Linked DNA regions of Mus musculus: region 1 is linked to region 2. The links are chromatin loops, found by intact Hi-C in ENCODE. Cell type or tissue: heart. All regions are shown on one strand. Links, peaks and the distances in the headings refer to the core of each region. The heading gives the core; the rest is flanking DNA. Region 1 has its middle 20 kb from the start of Gm9112. Region 2 holds the start of 1700018G05Rik (RIKEN cDNA 1700018G05 gene).

Region 1 (7,670 bases), core at 1,756-6,755, 240 kb after region 2:
CCCGTGGGGCCACACCGAGGCTTTAAATGCATGTTTGCAGAAATCTCCAAGTCACACTGCAACCGAGTAACAGGACTGGTGATGGTGGAAGCCACGTAGAGGGACTATTCTTTCGTCTGTCAGCTCTCTGGTGTTCTTGGGTGAGAAGGTACAGAAGGACAATGTGTGAGCGAGACAAGATTTAAATCAGGACCATTGTCATGTGTCCTGTGGAAAGGACCAGTGAGCACTGTGATAAGCCAAGGGCCTCCGTCTTTCTAGGAGCTTCTGAGAAGCTGCTTGCCAGTCATGCAGCTTTACTGGGACCCTCCTGTGCACACAGTGCTTCCCACAAACAGTTACCTGTAATTCATCCGGTTCTTTCTCTGCGCTGACAGCATCCTGCTGACTTCTGCTCTCTGGAACAAACACTACAATGGAAAATTTGAACCCTCTCTTTCCTCCCTGTACCCTTTGCTATCGTGGCACATGATAAAGCCTAGGCTGCCCCCCCCCCCAACTGCTTTCTTCTTTTCACGTAGAATGTTTTAATAACTCAATGAAATTTCCAACATAGAGTAAACATTCCTACTCACAGTGGGAGAATCTCTTTAACATGACACAGCCTCTCCCACACCCCAGAGAACTCAGGGACCCTTCAAAGCAGCTGCGTGGAGATTGCTTTTGTTCTTCACGAGGCTCCTAAGGGGGAAAACACCCATGCTGCACACACAGCTTTGGTCTCCCGAAATGCAAGCTACCCGGTACTTATCCACGTGACCCCCAGGTTCATTCTTCAGAGAATCCCAACAATGGGAACATTGGTAAACTTTGTGGACTGACATGAAAATAGTGCCAAAGACAAGATGATTGGAACAACAGAGATTTATTTCCTGATGGTTCTGCAAGCTGGCAAGTCAAAGATCCAAGTGTTTCTCAGCTTGGCTTCTGTGGAACATTCTAGCTTAGTCTTCTTCTCACCGAGTCGTCACACGGCATCTCCTTCAAGCATCCGTGCATGTGCAGAGCATGTCCTCTGGTGTCTCCTCACATGATACCATTAATCCTTTTAAGTCAGCTAGCTTCCTACCTATGACTAAGGTCCATCTTAATTCCACACTAAAGGTTCCAAACCCATTAGGCTCTGGGTCAAGGCTTCAAAACAACAACAGCAAAAAATGTGAGGAGAAATCATTCAGTCTAAGGCAGACAGAGAAGTGTCCTGTGGCAGAAAATGACCTGACCTTCTGCTGTTCCTGAATCCATGGTGTCAAGTGACTGACACGGGTATACTACCTTGAGACAGTGACAGATACTACTTATCCTGCTTAGGCAGCCAAATTCCACATTGCCATGCTGGTAAGGCAATGGACCTGCAGGCCTCCCCATGGGAGTCAGTCCCTCAAGCATCACTGCAGATATTAGCACCTCCCAACCTGGCCCTGTCTTCAGGCAGTTTACAGGAAAAAATCTTGGCATGAGCCCTTAGCTTAGGACTGATTCCTGGCTCCTGGAAACCTCATCCAGATGCTGCATCAGAGACAGCTCAGGGGTTCTGTCTGAGACAGTTCTCCCATCTTGTTCTGCCCCCTAGTGGTAGCTCAGGATGTCAGCACGTGCAGGCCAAGGAACCTTTGGTTGCAGGACCAAAAGGTGGGCCTTTCTCCTCATTAGCATAGGAGTCTTTGCAGGAGGTTGGATCCATGGACAGGAAAGGGACAGACACGTGGAGGGCGAGGAAACACATTCACTTCGGAGGGGGAACCATGACAGTTGTGAGCTTTGGGCTAAAATGTACATGGTGATTTCTAAACTCCACTGCAGTGCTTGGGTAAAAAACGGATAGTACATATGAACACTCTGGGCTCACTGCCTCTTTGAATAGGCTCTGCTGACACCCTGCCCGCTAGGGCAGTGGGCACACCTGTTTGCACACCGCCCAGGACTGCTGGTCAGCACCTCAGAGACTAGAGATGGCCGATCTGGAGAGAAAGGCTTTTCTGGCAAATTTCACCTCCAGTCAGCTCCATGGCAAGCATCTCTCCAAATCTTCCCCCAAAGTCTCTCCCACTCCAGGTCCACCTTCAACTCTGTAGTGATGCCCCTGGGGACCATTGAAGAAAAGTGATGGCCTACGACCTCAGATACCTTTACACAGCAATTTAGTCAAAGGCCAAAGTCGCCGTTCTCCGTTTCCTCCACACTGTGAAGGTACAAACGCATTGAGTAGCCTTCCGTGCCACAAAAATGCCACAGCTTCATCATAAGCATCCCTCATGACTTCACCTACAAGATTTCACAACTCAGTGTGTGAAACCCAGCACAGACTCTATGGCGAGAGTTCTATGGTTGTGGCATCTGCTTGAGGCACAACATAAATTGTTTAAGTGGCCCTAGAACATTCTCTAGGACAAAGGAAAGAATCTAGGAAACCTGACTGGTGCACACTGGGACAAGGGAAGTCTACTGAGGTCACAGGATCAAGTAGTGTTACCCCAAGTGAGGTATGGCTAAAACATAGGCATGCTTTCTTCTCACAGTGGGACGCCTCAGTGCATCTCTGCTCAGGAAGAGTGCATGCTTGGAGCCTGCTAGTGGGACAGAAGAGGTGAAGAGCAGGGGTGGGGGGGGGTTGTGGGGGGTGTGCCATGCACACTCCAGTGAAGTCTGCTTGACAGTCTGGGATTCCTGGGAGCACTCACAAGGCATATAGTTTCAAAAAGAACTCACCTCCTGGAGCTTTGGCATTCTCACACCCATATACCCACACCCTATCCCTGTGTTAGTCTAGTGTATGGATCCACGTGCTCTCTTTTAGTATTATCTTATTATAAGTGCCCTTTAAGATTGAATTCTGACATAGCCAGAGCCTTCGCCAGTGTTCAAATATCCTAGAAAATGCTTGAAGTCGAGAAGCTTGGTAAAGACAGTGAATTGAATTAAGCATTAAAAAAGACAGAGCCAGCAGCTCAGGGCTGGTCTGCAGAGTGTTGACTAAAGATAGTAGCCAATCTCACCCAAAGAAGGAAATACCATGAAAGAGCCAGGGAATCCCACTAAGATAGAAATCTTCAGTACAGGCTACATTGCATATTAGAAGCAAGTTGGTGAATTCTTCTGACAAATGGAGATTCTACAGATACTTAAAAGTTACACTCATTTAAGAATTTAGCAAGGCCTAGGAAATAGGAGGGTTGTGGTATTGCATTATTCATGAGAAGGTCAGCTATGAGCAGAACCCCCAGTGCTAACCTTCACAAGGCTCAAAGGAATAGCACTAGGGTGTGAAATTCTTACCTGTCACTAAGCTGACCCTAGGCAGGACTGCTTTATCTTTACTGTAAACATTTACCTTGTTCCTTAAGTCCCTTTGTAGTCATTCCTTGTGTCAGGTAACTTCAATGTGCTTTGCCTGCTGTGACTTCATACCCCTTTTATTTTCTGTACTATATAAGACTGGTGTTCACTTTGTGACAATACATTCAGATTCTACACAATCTCCTGTGTGCATCTGTCTGTCATTTGCCAACTCCTTGCCCATCTGCACCCAGAGACCCGTCCAAGAACACAAAGGGACCCAGAGGGTCTGTGGCAGGGGGGGGAGAAAGAGAGAGACAGAGAGACAGAGGTGGGTGGGAAAGTCTAAGTGAGGTTGGAAGAGAACTTTGGGAGGAACAAAGAGGAGATTGAGATACAATGGGAATGGAAGGGAGGAAGGAACCTTGGAGAGGTGGGAGTGAGAAGCACAGGAAAAGAAAAGAGGTCACTTATCAAAACTGTATCCCCTGGTTGGGCTGAATGTACCCTACTGAAGTAGGCAGGAACCATGGGCAGGGGCAGAGTGGGCAGGCATGGGAAGTGGCAGAATGGGCAGGCACAGGGAGGGGCAGAGTGGAGAGCCCTGAACTGGGACAGAGTGGACAGGCGCAGGCCAGGTCAGAGTAGGCAGGCACTGTGACTGGGCGTGCTTAGCATTTATACTCAGCAGAGAGGTCAGCTCCACAGATCACTGCAAGAAGTCCTAGGAGTCACTCCAGCCGGAAGAGACACTCCGGGGAGCATGATCGTCATGCACTTGGTTGGGCATCCTCAGCTGGTAAGTCTCTTACTATGTGACCTGGAAGACCTTCCAGGGGGGATTGGGGTGTGAACAGGGCAGGTAGCCCCTCTTGTCGATCCTCCTTGGCACCTTGACCAGCTGTGCAGATGCACATCACAGTAGCCGAATGGGGTTGTGGGCAGCATCCATGTTGGGACTGAGTGAGGCCTTAACTCTCTTTTTCAGACTGGAACGGAAGGTGTGGCTACGGAAGGTGTGGCCACTGCTCACACCATGCTCACATCCAGGGGCCCAAGAGACACCAGGGAGCCTGCTCCTCCCACAAGGTCCTGGAGGAGCCGCTTCCAGAGAGCTCTGGCACGCGTGTCCAAGTTCTTCAGGTGAGGGCCCCAAGCCAGCCCCTGCCTCTCTCACCACTCACAGTAAGCCAGACTGTCCCCCTTGGGCCCCCCACACACACACACAGAACACGAACCCTCTTCTCAGTTCCATGAGGCCTTCTAAAGATCCACCTGTCTGTCTGTTTCTCCTTTAGGAGAGGACGCCGAACGGCCCGAGGCTGAGACCACTGGAACCCTAGACATGGGGGCCATGCGCAGTGATCAAGATCTATGGCAGCGCAGGCCCCTGCTTTCAAGGAATCTTGTCCAGTGATGTTGAAATAAATGCTGGCAGATTTTCAAATTTTCTTTGACTGTGTGAAATTTCCTTCACATTTCACAGTGATACTCACCTTAGAGGAATGACTGGGCTTTGAGGTTTGGTGACACTTAGGGCATTGTGGGTGTGAATGGCAGGAACTAGTGTCTTTCTTTGTTCAGGAATGCTACTCTTTTGGGTGCTTGCATGGTAATGGTGGCATCCTTGTTCAATTCAGAGACCAATCAACAAGGAATTTCCCACAGATCTGAACCCAAGGGGCACCCGCATGTTTCCAGCAACCTGTGGAGGAAATAGCATGTGTCTCTGCCCCCTTGCATTGCAAAAATATCCTCATATGGGAAGATCCTGGGCCTTCTTTATGAATTGCTCATGGAGGGGTATATGGGGGAGGACTACTGGGAGGAGTGGGCATGAACAGGGGGTGTGGGTTGGCACTTGTAGGAAGACTCTCTGGATCCTGTAACAGGGCTCTAGACTTCTGTGCTTGCAAACACTTCCCAGTCAACACACTGCTCATCTAGAGACAGCCTGCAAGAGAAAACCTTCTTGCCAACTACACATGTTTTTTCTTCCTGTGTGGGCATTTCTTGCCTTTCCTTGGTGACCTTGAATGGTAATGAAACATAGTTTCCCAGGGACAAGGCTCCAAGGGAAGACAGTGAACAGCTGAATCCTTAATCTCCTATGGAGGTGGCCAAGTTAGAAATTTCAACCCCTCAGTTGGACAGATGGCTCAATGGCTGAGAGGACCTGGGTATGATTCTCACAACGTAGACTATGGCTCAGAACTGAGCATAACTCCAAGTCCAAGAGACTGATGTCAACACCCTTTTGACCTCTGTGGGCACCAGGCACACACCAGGTGCATAGATGTATGCAATACAGTCATAAAGTGAAAATAAAAATAATAATGATAAATAAATTGCAAGACCAGGTAGAAGAGAATGGGGCAATAACATCCTAGACTTCAGGAACTATGGGGAGTTGGAATTCATGGGGGACTCTCAAAATACTTTGGTTTCTTTTCTGTATAAATGGGGGCCTAGATCACACAGTGCCACCCAGAGTGCTGTCTGGCCTTGTAGAAATGGGGGGAAATATTGTGTCCACTTGTTCAGGGGTGTTGAGAGCTGGTCCGTGGATCACATGGACGGGGTTTCACCTGGGAGGCAAGTTGGGGCTGAAAAGAAAGGGGAACTAGGTGGTCAAGGGAAAAATGGAGCTAAGTCAAGATTCCTGATCAAAGCTCAAATGTTTAATAGAAAACTGTGCTTATAAAGGTGGGGAGGCCCATCCCCGGATAATCCATTCTTGGAGCCTGGAAACAGCTGCAGGTGATGATGTGCAGGATAGGGTGTAGTCTCCTGAATAGCTCAGCGGCCTCTCAGCAGGTAGCAGTGTCTTGAAGGAGAACAGCAGCAGTGGCTGAACAATAGAGCCACCTAAGCAGGAAGGCTCCACCCTAGGTAATCTCCTTAGTGGCAGCAATGTCAAGGTCTGGATCAGCCTGCTTCAGGCTGGGGGGGGGGAATCTACACAGGCGAGAGCAGCACTCTGAGGGACCCCTTTTAACATAGGCTCAACCTTTTCCATTCTGATCCATCTGGCTTTCTCTTGCTTCTTTCCCATTTGGTGGAAATATATCTTGTTATATCTGGTGGGTTCTGTAACGGTAGTGTTCCTGCACCATTCCCACCGACACCGCAAAAAAAAAAAACAAACAAACAAACAAAAAAAAAAAAACAAAAAAAACCAGCCAGGTGAGATGGACTTGCTATTTGGAGACAGAGATCACTCAAGGATATATGCAAGTAGCAAGTGGATGAAAGACATCCTTAGTGCTTCACATAGGGCAGAATAGCTTGCTAAGGTACTTATTAGGATGGTGGGCTATAGATAGTGCATCTCCATGGTTATTGGTGGGGGGGGGAGAACTAATATAAATATATATGGTATCGACTACACAGTGTTCACCACTGACAAAGGGCTGTGTGCTGATAGGAGAATGGGGACGTCTGGCACACCAAAGAAAGGGCTTAGACTGACTTCCACGTATTCGCCCCCAAGAGCCCCACTTCAGGGAAAAACAGAGAACATTCCCACATTCCCCACTACACTCATACTCAGATTCTAGTATTATGGTCACCTCGACCCCACCTGCAGACACTTCTCCTCTATGTCTGTACAGAAGTGAAAGAATGGGGAATTTTAGATGCAATGCTTTCTGGACTCCTTATATCCCAGGGGAGGTCCCAGATCTGCTGATTGTTTTGTCTAGAGACCAGGAGGATTACAAGGCACAGCAGCACTCAAGAGAAAAGTGACCAGCAGCCTGTAAAGGTCGAAGTCAGCTCCAGGGCCAGCTATCACGCTCCTGATATCCACTGGAAGCTAGCCTAACTTAGCATAGGACACGTGGCTCCTTCAAATGCCATGCCAAGCAGGCCTTCATAACTGAGCAGGGCTATACTTTTGTCAGGTCCCTCTCTACCCAAAGAACTTCTGTAGCTCATCTACATGGGACTGGGCCTTGGTCTGGCGATCAAGGCACAAACTAGCTCTGCTCAGGCTAAGACACACTTGTCTCCACAGTGAGACAACACCACACAACACCAACAGAATCCTTTACAGCTGTTTACATGGGCTGTTGTCTTTCTGTTTTAATTCATGGACCTTCACTGGAATCCTACCAATGCCCTCATAAAGCACTGAGCTCTCGCTCTCCCAAGCCTTGAGAGACAACCTCTGCTTTGTGCCTTTGCTTCAGGGGACAATCTCTGTCCAGTGAATAGACACTTGCTCCCTTCCTGTTACTCCCTAGAAATGACAGATGAAAGGACCCAGAGTGTGTGGTGTACAAGCTGCACAGGTGCCAGAATCCAGAGCAGCTTCCATAGCCGCTAGAGGTAGACCTTCTCTCTGGCTCAACTCAGAGCCAAGAGTGCCCAATCCCTGTTGATTCTAACCT
Region 2 (7,670 bases), core at 1,473-6,472:
CACAAGCACTTGGTGCACGAGAGAGTAGGTGTCCACCAGAGGTCCCTTGCTCTCGGTATTCTTGTGGGGCTCTCAAAGGAAACAAGACAGATGGAAGTCCTGGAGTTTGTGGCCCAAGTGAATGACATCCATCCCAGAGCCTTGCTGTGGCAGTAAATGAGGCATTGCAAGAAGAGGAGGAAGTGCCCGGTGCTGAGCGGTGGCCCAGAAGCAGCTGCTGGTGATGATGTGACCAGTGCGAGTGTTAGTGCAAGTTCCACTTCCAGGGCCTGTGCCATGGCTGAAGCAAGCGTCAGCGCCAGTGTCAATGCAAATGCCAGGGCCAGGGGCTAGAGCCATGCAGGAATGATGATGGTCAGTACTGGGGACAGTATTGGTGCCAGTCACAATCTCAGGCCAGAGTCAGGGCTTCTGCTGACACCAGAGATAGCTGCTGCTAAGGCTTCCTTGCTTTGGTTGTGGTAGTCCAAGGGATGCAGGAGCAGTGGGCCCTGAGGCCCTGCTGTATGAAGAGTGCAGTGGCAGAGCAGGGGCAGGGATAGCATTGCACTTCTGTTCTGAGCTTGGTGGTGACTTGGGGCTCAATCGGCACACTGCAAAGTCCTGCTTGCTTTGTGGCTACCTCCTTTCCAGTTGATAAACAGTTAGGAGGGATCGAGTGATGAAGGCTGAGGATGTGGTTGAGTGGTGGAAGACTTTTCTCGATTGGGGATGGCTATGGGCTCCATCCCAGGAACCATAAAGTAAAACAGTTGAAAGGGGACTCGCCTTGAACTGTGTCAGAGCAGCATGGAAGTAAAGGCATCCTAAAATCCTTTCCCGATCCTTGCTTTTCTAAGGCATGTGATTAAGTAGGAGCATCTACTTCCACAGTTGGCTTGCAGCAGTGTTTCCTTGTTCCTTATTTAGGAGAGGTTTGTTCATTTACACAAAACACTTGTGACACACTGCCATTTTAGATCTGAAATATACTACAGCAGAGTCAGTGGTTCTTTCTGAGATGTTGACGGAAATTTCCAGCACAGTGATTCCTTGCTGCAGATATTAAGAGGAAAAGCACAAACGTGGCCAAAATCTGACACACAGCAAAACCAGCTGACATTTATTTGTGTTAACCCAGAGCTCTGGAATGTAGGGAAAAATAAAATTGAATTAGACACCTTGCTCATGGACTCATTTATTTAACATGAATCTAGTGACTCGTTACCATATGCAAGGCACTCTACATGGCACTGCCAGTCTGAAGATATACCAGACTTAGCCTCTGCCACACATTTGAGAGTCTAGTCGGGGCTCTCGGTGTGAATAACTTAGGTAGATGTGGCAGTCAGCTGTAACGGGGTGATCATGTGAACCAGGTGGTCAGGGAGCCCAGGGGAAAGGTATGGAAATGTGGGATGGGTGCATCTGGGGAGCAGCAGGCTTCATTGCAGTCAGGTAGCAGCACCCGGGACCTGCAGCACTAGAGATGGGTAAACTGCTGAACAATCCCTCTTGGATATTGGGGATACCTGGAGGTCTCCATGCTTCCACAGGATTGGAAGGATACTGGAGGGGTGGTGTGAGGGCAAGAACTCCTGTGCAGACAGACGATACAACTTTTAGTTGTGCCTGTAAGAGGAGAGAGAGGTTAGAATCAACAGGGATTGGGCACTCTTGGCTCTGAGTTGAGCCAGAGGGAAGGTCTACCTCTAGCGGCTATGGAAGCTGCTCTGGATTCTGGCACCTGTGCAGCTTGTACACCACACACTCTGGGTCCTTTCATCTGTCATTTCTAGGGAGTAACAGGAAGGGAGCAAGTGTCTATTCACTGGACAGAGATTGTCCCCTGAAGCAAAGGCACAAAGCAGGGGTTGTCTCTCAAGGCTTGGGAGAGCGAGAGCTCAGTGCTTTATGAGGGCATTGGTAGGATTCCAGTGAAGGTCCATGAATTAAAACAGAAAGACAACAGCCCATGTAAACAGCTGTAAAGGATTCTGTTGGTGTTGTGGGGTGTTGTCTCACTGTGGAGACAAGTGTGTCTTAGCCTGAGCAGAGCTAGTTTGTGCCTTGATCGCCAGACCAAGGCCCAGTCCCATGTAGATGAGCTACAGAAGTTCTTTGGGTAGAGAGGGACCTGACAAAAGTATAGCCCTGCTCAGTTATGAAGGCCTGCTTGGCATGGCATTTGAAGGAGCCACGTGTCCTATGCTAAGTTAGGCTAGCTTCCAGTGGATATCAGGAGCGTGATAGCTGGCCCTGGAGCTGACTTCGACCTTTACAGGCTGCTGGTCACTTTTCACTTGAGTGCTGCTGTGCCTTGTAATCCTCCTGGTCTCTAGACAAAACAATCAGCAGATCTGGGACCTCCCCTGGGATATATGGAGTCCAGAAAGCATTGCATATAAAATTCCCCATTCTTTCACTTCTGTACAGACATAGAGGAGAAGTGTCTGCAGGTGGGGTCGAGGTGACCATAATACTAGAATCTGAGTATGAGTGTAGTGGGGAATGTGGGAATGTTCTCTGTTTTTCCCTGAAGTGGGGCTCTTGGGGGCGAATACGTGGAAGTCAGTCTAAGCCCTTTCTTTGGTGTGCCAGACGTCCCCATTCTCCTATCAGCACACAGCCCTTTGTCAGTGGTGAACACTGTGTAGTGGATACCATATATATTTATATTAATTCTCCCCCCCCCACCAATAACCATGGAGATGCACTATCTATAGCCCACCATCCTAATAAGTACCTTAGCAAGCTATTCTGCCCTATGTGAAGCACTAAGGATGTCTTTCATCCACTTGCTACTTGCATATATCCTTGAGTGATCTCTGTCTCCAAATGGCAAGTCCATCCCACCTGGCTGGTTTTTTTTTTTTTTTCGGGGTCGGTGGGAATGGTGCAGGAACACTACTGTTACAGAACCCACCAGATATAACAAGATATATTTCCACCAAATGGGAAAGAAGCAAGAGAAAGCCAGATGGGTCAGAATGGGAAAGGTTGACTATGTTAAAAGGCCTCCCTCAGAATGCTGCTCTCCCCTGAAAAAGTGGACACAATATTTGCCCCCATTTCTACAAGGCTGCGACAGCACTCTGGGTGGCACTGTGTGATCTAGGCCCCCATTTATACAGAAAAGAAACTAAAGTATTTTTAGAGTCCCCCATGAATTCCAACTCCCCATAGTTCCTGAAGTTTAGGGTGTTATTACCCCATTCTCTTCTACCTGGTCTTGCAATTTATTTATCATTATTATTTTTATTTTTGCTTTTTGGCTGTATTGCACACATCTATGCAGCTGATGTGTGCCTGGTGCCCACAGAGGTCAAAAGGGTGTTGACCTCTGTGGACCTGGAGTTATGCTCAGTTCTGAGCCATAGTGTACGTTGTGAGAATCATACTCAGGTCCTCTCAGCCACTGAGCCATCTGTCCAACTGAGGGGTTGAAATTTCTAACATGGCCACCTCCATAGGAGATTAAGGATTCAGCTGTTCGCTGTCTTCCCTTGGAGCCTTGTCCCTAGGAAACTATGTTTCATTACCATTCAAGGTCACCAAGGAAAGGCAAGAAATGCCCACACAGGCAGAAAAAACATGTGTAGTTGGCAAGAAGGTTTTCTCTTGCAGGCTGTCTCTAGATGAGCAGTGTGTTGACTGGGAAGTGTTTGCAAGCACAGAAGTCTAGAGCCCTGTTGCAGGATCCAGAGTCTTCCTACAAGTGCCAACCCGCACCCCCTGTTCATGCCCACTCCTCCCAGTAGTCCTCCCCCATATACCCCTCCATGAGCAATTCATAAAGAAGGCCCAGGATCTTCCCATGTGAGGATATTTTTGCAATGCAAGGGGGCAGAGACACATGCTATTTCCTCCACAGGTTGCTGGAAACATGCGGGTGCCCCTTGGGTTCAGATCTGTGGGAAATTCCCTGTTGATTGGTCTCTGCATTGAACAAGGATGCCACCATTACCATGCAAGCACCCAAAGGAGTAGCATTCCTGAACAAAGAAAGGCACTAGTTCCTGCCATTCACACCCACAATGCCCTAAGTGTCACCAAACCTCAAAGCCCAGTCATTCCTCTAAGGTGAGTATCACTGTGGAAAGTGAAGGAAATTTCACACAGTCAAAGAAAATTTGAAAGTCTGCCAGCATTTATTTCAACATCACTGGACAAGATTCTTGGGACAGCAAGGAGCTGCGCAGCCAATGATCTTGATCACAGTCCTTGGCCCGGCCCAGTATCTAGGATTCCACTGGTCTCAGCTTCAGGTTGATCGGCGTCTTCTCCTAAGTGGGAAACAGACAGAGAGGTGGACCCTTGGAAGGCCTGCTGGAACTGAGAAGAGGGTTCAGGTTCTGTGTGGGGGAGAGCAAGGGAGACAGCCTGGCTTGCTGTGAGTGGAGAGAGAGGCAGGGGCTGGCTTGGGGCCCTCACCTGAAGAACTTGGACACTCGTGCCACAGCTCTCTGGAAGCGGCTCCTCCAGGACCTTGTGCAAGGAGCAGGCTCCCTGGTCTCTCTTGGGCCCCTGGATGAGTTCTCCTTGGTGTGAGCAGTGGCCACACCTTCCGTCCCTGTCTGAAAAAGAGAGTTAAGGTCGCACTCAGTCCCAACATGGCTGCTGCCCACAACCACATTCGGCTACTGTGATGTGTATGTGCACAGCTAGTCGAGGTGCCAAGGAGGATCGACAAGAGGGGCTACCTGTCCTGTTCACACCCCAGTCCCCCCTGGAAGGTCTTCCAGGTCACATAGTAAGAGACTTACCAGCTGAGGATGCCCAACCAAGTGCATGACGATCATGCTCCCCGGAGTGTCTCTTCCGCTGGAGTGACTCCTAGGACTTCTTGCAGTGATCTGTGGAGCTGACCTCTCTGCTGAGTATAAATGCTAAGCACGCCCAGTCACAGTGCCTGCCTACTCTGACCTGGCCTGCGCCTGCCCACTCTGTCCCAGTTCAGGGCTCTCCACTCTGCCCCTCCCTGTGCCTGCCCATTCTGCCGCTTCCCATGCCTGCCCACTCTGCCCCTGCCCATGGTTCCTGCCTACTTCAGTAGGGTACATTCAGCCCAACCAGTGGATACAGTTTTGATAAGTGACCTCTTTTCTTTTCCTGTGTTTCTCACTCCCACCTCTCCAAGGTTCATTCCTCCCTTCCATTCCCATTGTATCTCAATCTCCTCTTTGTTCCTCCCAAAGTTCTCTTCCAACCTCACTTAGACTTTCCCACTCCCCTCTGTCTCTCTGTCTTTCTCTTTCTCCACTCCCCATTCCCCCAGCTCTTCACCTCTTCTGTCCCACTAGGAGGCTCCAAGCATGCTCTCTTCCTGAGCAGAGATGCACTGAGGCGTCCCACTGTGAGAAGAAAGCATGCCTATGTTTTAGCCATACCTCACTTGGGGTAACACTACTTGATCCTGTGACCTCAGTAGACTTCCCTTGTCCCAGTGTGCACCAGTCAGGTTTCCTAGATTCTTTCCTTTGTCCTAGAGAATGTTCTAGGGCCACTTAAACAATTTATGTTGTGCCTCAAGCAGATGCCACAACCATAGAACTCTCGCCATAGAGTCTGTGCTGGGTTTCACACACTGAGTTGTGAAATCTTGTAGGTGAAGTCATGAGGGATGCTTATGATGAAACTGTGGCATTTTTGTGGCATGGAAGGCTACTCAATGCATTTGTAGCTTCACAGAGTGGAGGAAAACGGAGAATGCTGTCTTTTGCCTTTGACAAAATTGCTGTGTAAAGGTATCTGAGGTCATAGGCCATCACTTTTCTTCAATGGTCCCCAGGGGCATCACTACAGAGTTGAAGGTGGACCTGGAGTGGGAGAGACTTTGGGGGAAGATTTGGAGAGATGCTTGCCTTGGAGCTGACTGGAGGTGAAATTTGCCAGAAAAACCTTTCTCTCCAGATCGGCCATCTCTAGTCTCTGAGGTGCTGACCAGCAGCCCTGGGCGGTGTGCAAACAGGTGTGCCCACTGCCCTAGCGGGCAGGGTGTCAGCAGAGCCTATTCAAAGAGGCAGTGAGCCCAGAGTGTTCATATGTACTATCCGTTTTTTACCCAAGCACTGCAGTGGAGTTTAGAAATCACCATGTACATTTTAGCCCAAAGCTCACAACTGTCATGGTTCCCTCTCCGAAGTGAATGTGTTTCCTTGCCCTCCACGTGTCCGTCCCTTTCCTGTCCATGGATCCAACCTCCTGCAAAGACCCCTATGCTAATGAGGAGAAAGGCCCACCTTTTGGTCCTGCAACCAAAGGTTCCTTGGCCTGCACGTGCTGACATCCTGAGCTACCACCAGGGGGCAGAACAAGATGGGAGAACTGTCTCAGACAGAACCCCTGAGCTGTCTCTGATGCAGCATCTGGATGAGGTTTCCAGGAGCCAGGAATCAGTCCTAAGCTAAGGGCTCATGCCAAGATTTTTTCCTGTAAACTGCCTGAAGACAGGGCCAGGTTGGGAGGTGATAATATCTGCAGTGATGCTTGAGGGACTGACTCCCATGGGGAGGCCTGCAGGTCCATTGCCTTACCAGCATGGCAATGTGGAATTTGGCTGCCTAAGCAGGATAAGTAGTATCTGTCACTGTCTCAAGGTAGTATACCCGTGTCAGTCACTTGACACCATGGATTCAGGAACAGCAGAAGGTCAGGTCATTTTCTGCCACAGGACACTTCTCTGTCTGCCTTAGACTGAATGATTTCTCCTCACAATTTTTGCTGTTGTTGTTTTGAAGCCTTGACCCAGAGCCTAATGGGTTTGGAACCTTTAGTGTGGAATTAAGATGGACCTTAGTCATAGGTAGGAAGCTAGCTGACTTAAAAGGATTAATGGTATCATGTGAGGAGACACCAGAGGACATGCTCTGCACATGCACGGATGCTTGAAGGAGATGCCGTGTGACGACTCGGTGAGAAGAAGACTAAGCTAGAATGTTCCACAGAAGCCAAGCCGGGAAACACTTGGATCTTTGACTTGCCAGCTTGCAGAACCATCAGGAAATAAATCTCTGTTGTTCCAATCATCTTGTCTTTGGCACTATTTTCATGTCAGTCCACAAAGTTTACCAATGTTCCCATTGTTGGGATTCTCTGAAGAATGAACCTGGGGGTCACGTGGATAAGTACCGGGTAGCTTGCATTTCGGGAGACCAAAGCTGTGTGTGCAGCATGGGTGTTTTCCCCCTTAGGAGCCTCGTGAAGAACAAAAGCAATCTCCACGCAGCTGCTTTGAAGGGTCCCTGAGTTCTCTGGGGTGTGGGAGAGGCTGTGTCATGTTAAAGAGATTCTCCCACTGTGAGTAGGAATGTTTACTCTATGTTGGAAATTTCATTGAGTTATTAAAACATTCTACGTGAAAAGAAGAAAGCAGTTGGGGGGGCAGCCTAGGCTTTATCATGTGCCACCATAGCAAAGGGTACAGGGAGGAAAGAGAGGGTTCAAATTTTCCATTGTAGTGTTTGTTCCAGAGAGCAGAAGTCAGCAGGATGCTGTCAGCGCAGAGAAAGAACCGGATGAATTACAGGTAACTGTTTGTGGGAAGCACTGTGTGCACAGGAGGGTCCCAGTAAAGCTGCATGACTGGCAAGCAGCTTCTCAGAAGCTCCTAGAAGGAGGGAGGCCCTTGGCTTATCACAGTGCTCACTGGTCCTTTCCACAGGACACATGACAATGGTCCTGATTTAAAT

Evidence for each region. Peaks named below come from ENCODE experiments on the same cell type or tissue, not always from the same donor. Only the 100,000 strongest peaks of a DNase experiment are listed, where the experiment ranks them.
Region 1: it touches region 2 in a loop (18-fold over the local background); 21 of 42 quality-filtered maps call a loop at or near these places.

What each region holds. Positions count from the first base shown.
Region 1 is chrX:102,683,342-102,691,011 of GRCm38, reverse strand. No RefSeq gene overlaps it. Among named protein-coding and RNA genes, the nearest start is that of Gm9112, 20 kb to the left of the region's middle. In heart, for the core only: no CTCF peak of the experiment used is centred there; no DNase peak of the experiment used is centred there.
Region 2 is chrX:102,925,539-102,933,208 of GRCm38, reverse strand. It overlaps 1700018G05Rik (RIKEN cDNA 1700018G05 gene), which reads right to left and starts at 4,837. Exons shown (of 3, transcript NR_045422.1): 1 at 4,746-4,837; 2 at 4,414-4,556; 3 at 4,102-4,265. It overlaps Gm5126 (predicted pseudogene 5126), which reads left to right. Exons shown (of 1, transcript NR_026596.1): 1 at 1-1,162. In heart, for the core only: a CTCF peak has its summit at 6,281 (motif pointing right); no DNase peak of the experiment used is centred there; H3K27me3 peaks cover 470 bases.